Regions from separate parts of the Homo sapiens genome. Here all the other regions are linked to region 3. The links are chromatin contacts, found by Hi-C or POLR2A ChIA-PET in ENCODE. All regions are on one chromosome and are shown on one strand. The core of a region is the stretch at or near the end of the contact, and the rest is flanking DNA. Distances in the headings are between cores, read along the strand shown.

The links. A loop is a pair of places that touch in the nucleus more often than their neighbours do. ChIA-PET counts read pairs that join two places held with the same protein, here RNA polymerase II (POLR2A). Pooled maps may share reads with other maps.
Region 1: a loop to region 3 is called in a pooled map, with 21 times the contacts of the local background. The contact joins the promoter of NEDD8-MDP1 here to the promoter of PABPN1 in region 3. A Hi-C loop is called at or near these places in 11 of 50 pooled maps. POLR2A ChIA-PET finds 5 or more read pairs at or near these places in 5 of 52 experiments (CD4-positive, alpha-beta T cell, HepG2, OCI-LY7 and 2 more).
Region 2: a loop to region 3 is called in a map of naive thymus-derived CD4-positive, alpha-beta T cell, with 19 times the contacts of the local background. The contact joins the promoter of RABGGTA here to the promoter of PABPN1 in region 3. A Hi-C loop is called at or near these places in 1 of 168 maps with a recorded cell type or tissue (naive thymus-derived CD4-positive, alpha-beta T cell) and 9 of 50 pooled maps. POLR2A ChIA-PET finds 5 or more read pairs at or near these places in 1 of 52 experiments (HepG2).

The regions. Positions count from the first base shown.
Region 1 is chr14:24,230,917-24,233,616 of GRCh38, forward strand. It overlaps NEDD8-MDP1 (NEDD8-MDP1 readthrough), which reads right to left and starts at 1,451. Exons shown (of 7, transcript NM_001199823.3): 1 at 1,334-1,451. The coding sequence starts at 1,351. NEDD8 (NEDD8 ubiquitin like modifier) reads right to left here and starts at 1,451. Exons shown (of 4, transcript NM_006156.3): 1 at 1,334-1,451. The coding sequence starts at 1,351. GMPR2 (guanosine monophosphate reductase 2) reads left to right here and starts at 2,013. Exons shown (of 10, transcript NM_001002002.3): 1 at 2,013-2,061; 2 at 2,303-2,424; 3 at 2,563-2,682. The coding sequence starts at 2,338. RefSeq lists enhancers at 1,315-2,180, 1,347-1,641.
Region 2 is chr14:24,270,347-24,273,046 of GRCh38, forward strand. It overlaps RABGGTA (Rab geranylgeranyltransferase subunit alpha), which reads right to left and starts at 1,251. Exons shown (of 17, transcript NM_182836.3): 1 at 1,141-1,251; 2 at 767-823; 3 at 491-601; 4 at 1-112. The coding sequence starts at 769. It also overlaps a transcript of NOP9 not described here. RefSeq lists enhancers at 569-778, 1,519-1,598 and silencers at 969-1,258, 1,329-1,428.
Region 3 is chr14:23,320,156-23,322,855 of GRCh38, forward strand. PABPN1 (poly(A) binding protein nuclear 1) reads left to right here and starts at 1,302. Exons shown (of 7, transcript NM_004643.4): 1 at 1,302-1,665; 2 at 2,026-2,140. The coding sequence starts at 1,315. It overlaps BCL2L2-PABPN1 (BCL2L2-PABPN1 readthrough), which reads left to right. Exons shown (of 8, transcript NM_001387346.1): 4 at 2,026-2,140. RefSeq lists enhancers at 393-1,043, 732-801, 1,055-1,866, 1,867-2,676 and silencers at 1,202-1,631, 1,692-1,761.

The DNA.
Region 1 (2,700 bases), core at 201-2,700, 910 kb after region 3:
CTTTTTTTTCAGGCAGGGTCTGGAGTGCAGTGGTGCCATCACTGCTCACCGCGGCTTCGACATCCCAGGATCAATCAATCCTCCCATCTCGGCCTCCCGAATAGCTGGGCCTACAGGCATGCGCCCAGACCCTTGGCTAATTTTTTGAATTTATTGTACAGGCAGGGTTTCGCCATGTTGCCCAGGATGGTCTCCAACTCCTGGGCTCAAGCGATCGGCCTGCCTCGGCCTTCCAAAGTGCTGGGATTACAGGCGTGAGCCACCGCGCCCAGCCTATTTTCTCTTTTTAATGGCGCCAGTGACCCATTCACCTATTAAATTGATGTTACGACTCTTATATAGGCCGCTACTCAACGTTAAAAAAAATCATCTTTAACATACTATTTTAATACTAGACCTCAAATCTTAGCTAAGAAGTAGTTTGGAAGGACTGGGGAAGAGAAGGTTAAGAATGACTATTATGTACGGTAAATATGCTAAGAAGCTGATGAAATAACGATAGATTTACTTAGCTACAAAAAGGCCAAACTAGCATTAGACTTCACTTGTCAGCAGTTTTGTTTTTTTGAGGGGGGCGTGGGGGGGGGGGTCTCTGTCTGTCTGAAGGCACAAAAGAGGAAACAGCAGATAGGACTAACGAGGGCTGGAAATTGGTGAAGAACCACCACGGGAGTTGAGAGATGCAGATGAAGGAAACCATGGCTAGTAGCAAGAACTAGGGCAGCGGTAACTAACCTGCCTCAGCCAAGGAAGTGAGGCTGGTCCAGGATGCCAGGCTCAGAAAGGCAGGTACTGACTGAACACACTCCCCGCTTTGGTTCCTGTAGGACGGGTGAGATACCACACCTTGGCAACCACCAGTAAAGGCTCATAGTCTAGCCCTTGGGAGGCCCCGATTTTAGGGCTGTGCTCGGAGGCGACCTACGTTAGGGACTGGGAGAAGCAGGTACCCTGGGAATGAAGAATGGAGAGCAGCGCTTACTCCAAGAATCTGAGAGACGGGGGAGTCAAGCCGCTGCTAGGCCTTCTCTATGACTGCGGGGGTTCGAATACAGTGAGACCCGACAAAAGCGACCCCATTCTGGGTGATAGCACAGTCCTGGCAAAAAAGCAGGCATGGCAAAATACCCCAGGGTCGTCAGGTGGGACCTGGGCCCCGCTCTCAAAGCCCTTCTGGGTCCCCCTATTTCCCACCACCCCTCGCGCGGAGCCCTGAGGCAGTCAGCGTCCTCCAGGCTAGGGAAAGGCGTGGTTTTCCTTCCCCACGTCTCCCGTAAGGCACTGCTGCCAGCCCAGTACTACTGCGTCTTGGCAAGGCTGGAGGTGCTCCCACCTTCACTTTAATTAGCATCTTCTTTCCAGTTTGGGGCTGCACACGGATAAATTGCTGCTCCTACCGCTCCGGTCGCCGCTGCCGCCCTCCAGCACTCTTGCCTGCAAGGGCCACTTCTACTTCCGGGTCACTGTCTGGCTCCACCCCCCCCCCCCCCCCCACTGGGTTCCGGAAAGGCTCAGGGTTGCTCCCGCGTTTCGGTTCAGTGACGTCGTAAATTGGAATGAGGCATCCAGTTTAGCAACAGCAGAGATGACGACTCTGCGATTCTGAGAGTCCCTGGCGAGCCCGGGCTAGCGAAAAGTGGGGGCAGAACGAACTACATCTCCCATCGTGCCAGGAGGCGGTCCCGCCCGTTTCCCCCTGGGAGTTGTAGTCTAACCCCCTCGGATCCAACAGCAACCTCAGTGCGTGAACTCTGTTATCCAGAAGGCCTCGCCCTGCCGCCGCCGAAGCTGGAATTCGTCGGCTAGTAGTTCTCGCCGGCAACTAGAGGAACCTGTTGGCGTGGCCCAGAAGGCTTAGCGGGATTGCACGAGGTTAGTTGCTAAGCAAGGTGGTCTTTGGTCAACTGCCGCCTGGACCAAGGCAACAGGAAGTGAGTACCTCTATTCCGGAAACTAGTTATGAACCCTCCCCGCCCCCCGTCGCCAACATTCCTTCGTTCCCCTAAATCAGCCTCTTGCCCCATTGCTCTTTGCAGGGGTAGAAGAAGGAAGTGTAGCGGGGTAAGGAATGCACCGTCAGGGTCTCTCACAACCCTTTCCCAGCTCTCCTCCCCAACAAACAGTACCTGGGATGGAGCCCTAGGGTAATCGCAGCCACGGGATGGGTCGAGGTGACAGGCTTCAGGGACCACACTTCGGCCTTTGCCCGACCTTCCACAACTTAAGCGAAGAGAGGCCACCAGCCGTAACAGGGCGTTAAAGCCCAGGGGAAGATTGGTCCTTATGACTTCCTGCCTTCCAGCCCTCAGATTCATCGCTACCCCGAGGCTAAGCGCCATGCCTCATATTGACAACGATGTGAAACTGGACTTCAAGGATGTCCTTTTGAGGCCCAAACGCAGTACCCTTAAGTCTCGAAGTGAGGTGAGCAAGCTTCTCTACTTGCTGTTTCTTGACCCCACGCTCCCGGTGGGCCACAACCAAGAAAGATGCCTGTCCTTGTCCTAATATGGTACGTTTTTTGGATTAATGAAATGGTCAATTTCCTGTTCATATCTGCAGGTGGATCTCACAAGATCCTTTTCATTTCGGAACTCAAAGCAGACATACTCTGGGGTTCCCATCATTGCTGCCAATATGGATACTGTGGGCACCTTTGAGATGGCCAAGGTTCTCTGTAAGGTAGGGCTTTCCTCATGC
Region 2 (2,700 bases), core at 1-2,500, 950 kb after region 3:
GCTGCTGGAGCACCTCTCGTCGGCAGTTCCAGAGGGTGGCAAAATCAGGGTTGGCTCCCAGAATCTGGCTTGTCAGTTCCAGCACGGACTCATCCAGCTCACCAGCCTGGCGCTAAGAAGATAGGTGGCAGGGTTAGAGATCATATAATTTTCCCACTACAGGACTAAATAACGTAAACTTAAAACCATCCAATATTCTGTGAATCCCACATTATACAACAGGTACTATGAACCATGCTTTATGGCCTTACAGGTATTCTCTCATTTAATCTTCACAACAGCCTTATGCAGTAGGTGCAATTATTAGCCCCATTTTACAGATGAGCAAACTGAGGCCCAAAGAGATTCAGCAACTTGCCCAAAGTCATACAGTTATAAGTGAGATAACCCAGAATTGGATCTAGGCAGTCTGACTCTAGGGACCAGCTCTTGGCCTCTGCACTATACTAAGGGAGCTACTTGGGGTCGGGGCTACCTCTGAGGGCCCCACCTTCTGGAATACGGCCTGGGTGGCTGACTGGTATAGCTTCAGCTTCTGCTCTCGCTCTAGCCTTTTGGCCTCCGCCTGCTCTTCTGACGTCTTCACCTTCAGGCGTCCGTGCTACAAGGATGAACGGGTTGGAAGAGTGCAGGTTGCCTTGCAGAAGCTGACCTGCAAAAACCCCACACTGTGGAGCCCTAGGTTCATACGGGGCAACCATGGCACTGCCACTGGGGGTGAGGGCGCGGGCCTGCGGAGGTGAAGGGCTGGGCTCAGGGTTCTCACCATGGTGCCGGCTCAGGGTTCAAGACAGGGGAAGGGTCCAGTGGTAGCCCTTGAAGTCTGAGGAGAGAAGTGTCAATCACGTAGCCCCGCCCCTACTAGCTCCGCCCACAGCTGTGTCCGGAAGCAGCAAGCGTGCCTGGGCAGAGACCCCCAGAGTGTAAAGAGGTCCTGGGACAGGCTTTGCACGTTCCACAAGAGGTGAGCACCCGGACTAGGACTTCCATCCGTGTGGCCCTTCCTATAGCCCGATTCGCCCGGGCCAGAGCGCGAGCCGGGGCACCTGGGCGTTGGGGACCACTCTGCTCCCCAAAGGTTGCCGCTACCCGCCCGTCCCACGGCTCCCGGGCACCCCCGCCCCCCGCGGGCGGACCCACCTGCGCTGGGAGGAGGCGCGGGGGACGCGGAGCTGCGGCGCCCGCCACAGAGCCCAGGCGCTGGCTAGAGCGGCGCCACGTCCCGGCTCATCGAAACGCAGCGCACTCTGCAGGCTTGGGGAGGGACTTGCGGCGGAAGAGGCCGGCTCGGAGGCGCGTGCGCGGGGGCTCTGCGCTCGCTGTCCGGAAACGCCTCGTACCTGTTAGCCACCTGGTGTGTACGAGTGCGCACGGGCGACTGTAGCGTGCGTGTGAAATGGGGGGAGGACCATGCCAGTTGGTAACTCAGAGTGCAATGTAGTTAGTGGAAGAGGTTTCTCCAACAGCCGGAAACCCGCACCTTCACTACTCCACTGACCTCACCCTGGCCACACCGACAGCCTTCTAGATGTCAAATCTAACAGGGGGAGTTTCCTGTCATTTTCTCTAACCTCTGAAGCATTTGACGCTACCCATTTCTTTATACTTGACACCCCCATTCTGGCTTCTCCTCCTGCACCTCTGCCTCTCTCTTCTCATCTGTTCACCTCCACCCCTAAATGTTGGTGATCTCCAGGGCCCTTTCCTCACCCCTTTTTCACTTCACCCACTGTTCCTGGGAGAATGTTTAAATGTAAGCCTTCAACTGCTTCGAGTTGGAGCTCCTCAGAGCTGTTTTGGCCCACAAATCTGGCATTACACTTTCTCTGGGTGAGTTCATCCACACTCATTGTTTTAATTACTACCTGTAAATTGATGACACCCAAATTTATATCTCCAGCCCAGATGTCTTGCAAGCTTAAATAACAATAAATAATATACATGCACATACATATTCAAACACCTGTTGGATATCACCTGGTGTCCCAGAGACACCTCAAACTCCAAAAGCCAAAAGGTATAAATTATCTTTCATCCATCCTGTCTAAACATTGGCCTTTATGTTTTCTATTGTAGTGAATGGCACTATTTCCTCCTCACTTCTTAAACTCGCTTAAATACTCTTTCTCTTCCCACTGCCACTAGGAGTTCAAACTCCGAATTTCTTCTCCAGATTGTTGAAAGTCTTTTCAGTGTTCTCCACCTCATCCCTTGTTATCAGTCCATCCTCTGTGCTACTGAATCCATTTTTCTAAAATGCAGATTTGACGTCATATCTGTGCCTAAAAGTGCTGAGTGGCTCCTTTTCAGGATAGAATTGTAATCTCTCAGCTCAGCACATCAGACCTATTGGCATTTGGGCTCTGCCTACTCTCTGGCTGTATATCCTGCCTGACCCTGCCAAAAACTCTTCATGACAGCCTACAGAAATACTTGCAGTTTCCTAAATATGTTAGCCTGTTCCCTCTTGACTCTCCTTTCTCCACACTCCTCCTTTGCCACAGTAATTCCTGTTTATCTTTAAGATTTAACTTTTTGAACTCCACAGTACAAAGAAAAAAAAATGTAACTCAAGTGGCACCTCGAGGAAGTTCTCTAAAATGCCCCAGTCTGATTTGATAGACCTTCATATGTACTTTTAAAGACTGTGATTTTTTTCCCTGTGCCTACTGCAAAGAAGGTTTTCTGGTGGAGCCTTTA
Region 3 (2,700 bases), core at 52-2,551:
TTCCTCTGGGATCTTGGGGGCTTGAGGGCTTAAATGAAGGGTGGCACCCAAATCCCCAATCAATGCCTGTTCAATCAACAAACATCTAACAGGACATTATGTGGTAGGCATATTGCCAGGCCGTGGAGATGCGAATATAAATAGGAACCGGCCCCTCATCTGCAGGCGCTCACAACCTAGTTAGGAAACAGTAAAACAATTAAGCGCGCCGTGGAGATAGGCCCACTTGTCCTGGGAAATGAGGGGAAGCTGGGGTTTGCAGTGGTTTGATTGAAGGGGGACTACATGTTAGAGGCACAGACTGGGTGCAGGTACACCCAAAGGAACGAGAAGAGTGGAAGGAAACAACATCCACAAAGTAACCACATGCTGGCGTATCGAAGGCCGTGATTTACGGTTTTGAGACTTTACCTCGCCAGCAAAGGGGGGCCAGTCTGTTAGCGGTGCAGATTGGAGGGGTGACATTGGAAGCTGTCCAGGAAAAAGAAAATGGAACTGGGGAGCAGAAGGCCTACGCAAGAGGGCGGGACAGACAGGACTTGTGACTAGTAGCTCTGGACTGAGGAATCCTCCCTGCTTTCTGGTGCGGGAGAGCTAGTGGATGATGGTGCCAATAACCTGGATGGGGAAAGTAAGCTCCCTCCTGGAATGCTTCATTCACAACCTCCATTTTCAGCAACATCCCATCTACTGGTGCTTCCTGGTCGAGATACAAGTTTCCTGAAACTGCTGCTCTGTTTTGGGCCTCACCCGGCCAACAGCTCACTAGCTGGCAAGCAGTAGTATCAAGATGGCGGCCCCCTAGGACTGGCTAGTCATGTGACCTCGGGTTTCCCAAGTTTGAAGCCCGGCAGTCCTTTCGGGGGCAAGGTTCACCTGTCACGAAACGAGTGTCACCCCTTCGACTCTCGCAAGCCAATCGGCATCTGAGACTGGGCCACTGCGGTGAGGCGATCGGAAGATTGGTCCTTTCCAGTCGCCTAGCTAGGGCCAATCACGGAGCGTCCCATACTTCGCGGGCCCGCCCGTAGGCCGGGGAGAAGCAGGAATATCGTCACAGCGTGGCGGTATTATTACCTAAGGACTCGATAGGAGGTGGGACGCGTGTTGATTGACAGGCAGATTTCCCCTACCGGGATTTGAGAATTTGGCGCAGTGCCCCGCCTTAGAGGTGGGGCCTTATTTGATTGCCAAGTAATATTCCCCAATGGAGTACTAGCTCATGGTGACGGGCAGGCAGCTTGACTAATGAGTCCTCGGCGTGGCCGGCGCAGCTCTCCAATCGCCGGGCGGCGGGCCCCAGTCTGAGCGGCGATGGCGGCGGCGGCGGCGGCGGCAGCAGCAGCGGGGGCTGCGGGCGGTCGGGGCTCCGGGCCGGGGCGGCGGCGCCATCTTGTGCCCGGGGCCGGTGGGGAGGCCGGGGAGGGGGCCCCGGGGGGCGCAGGGGACTACGGGAACGGCCTGGAGTCTGAGGAACTGGAGCCTGAGGAGCTGCTGCTGGAGCCCGAGCCGGAGCCCGAGCCCGAAGAGGAGCCGCCCCGGCCCCGCGCCCCCCCGGGAGCTCCGGGCCCTGGGCCTGGTTCGGGAGCCCCCGGCAGCCAAGAGGAGGAGGAGGAGCCGGGACTGGTCGAGGGTGACCCGGGGGACGGCGCCATTGAGGACCCGGTGAGGGAAGGAGGGCGAGCGAGCAGGCCGGCGGCTGGCCGGCCGGGTCACTGGAGGCCCAGAGCTCGGGCGAGCGGGTGGCAGGCGGGGGGTGGGGTTGGGCGGGGAATAACGTGGCTGGGGCCGGGTCGGGCCGGGGATGGGTCAGCGATCACTACAAGGGGCCCGACTGGCTTGATTCGGGCGTCACGGTTGCCTAGTGTTGTTCTAGAGAGGGTAGCTTTTCTTTTATCACGACCCTCGCATGGGGCGAGGGAAATGGCCGAGCATGGCTGAGGCCGCGCTCTGGCCGAGAGCAGGGCACAGCCCCTGCGTTGGTTCCTCTTAAGCTGTCCTCCATACCCTCCCCACTTATATTAGGAGCTGGAAGCTATCAAAGCTCGAGTCAGGGAGATGGAGGAAGAAGCTGAGAAGCTAAAGGAGCTACAGAACGAGGTAGAGAAGCAGATGAATATGAGTCCACCTCCAGGCAATGGTGAGTAACTGGCGGTTGCACGCGGAGCCCGGGTTCTCGGGTTGGAAGGGTTGTGGGGAGGATGGGGAATGTGGGGTTAGATACTCGGCACCCTGGAGCTGCTTGTCTGAGCTATTATGACTGTGCCGCGGTCATAGTCCGTTGTGTGTTCCTCTGACCTTTGTGAGGCAGAACGTATATTTTGGTGGTGGTAGCCTTGTGCCTCCCTTTGTGCCTGTTATAATTGTGTTGCTCTTTGTTCTTAGTCTACGTCTATCTTTCTTTGTAGAGGTTGCGTGCTCGCATTTGACCTTCAAATCTAATAGTTTTTCCTCCAATTGGAGACGCTTTAGGATTCTAAGAGAAAGCAAGCTGCAAGGGGTTTCCCCTTTAATCTAGAAATGTGGAGTCTCAGCCCACTTAATTTTGCTCACTCTTAAAAGCATTTCAACCAAAGCCATTCATTAGGGATTTGATTTGGAGGCAGGAGGGATTCCTATACTGTTTTAAGTGTGTATTAATTCTTTCAATTTATTGAATATTTAGTGAGTACCTGCTATGCACTAGGCACTATTCTCGGT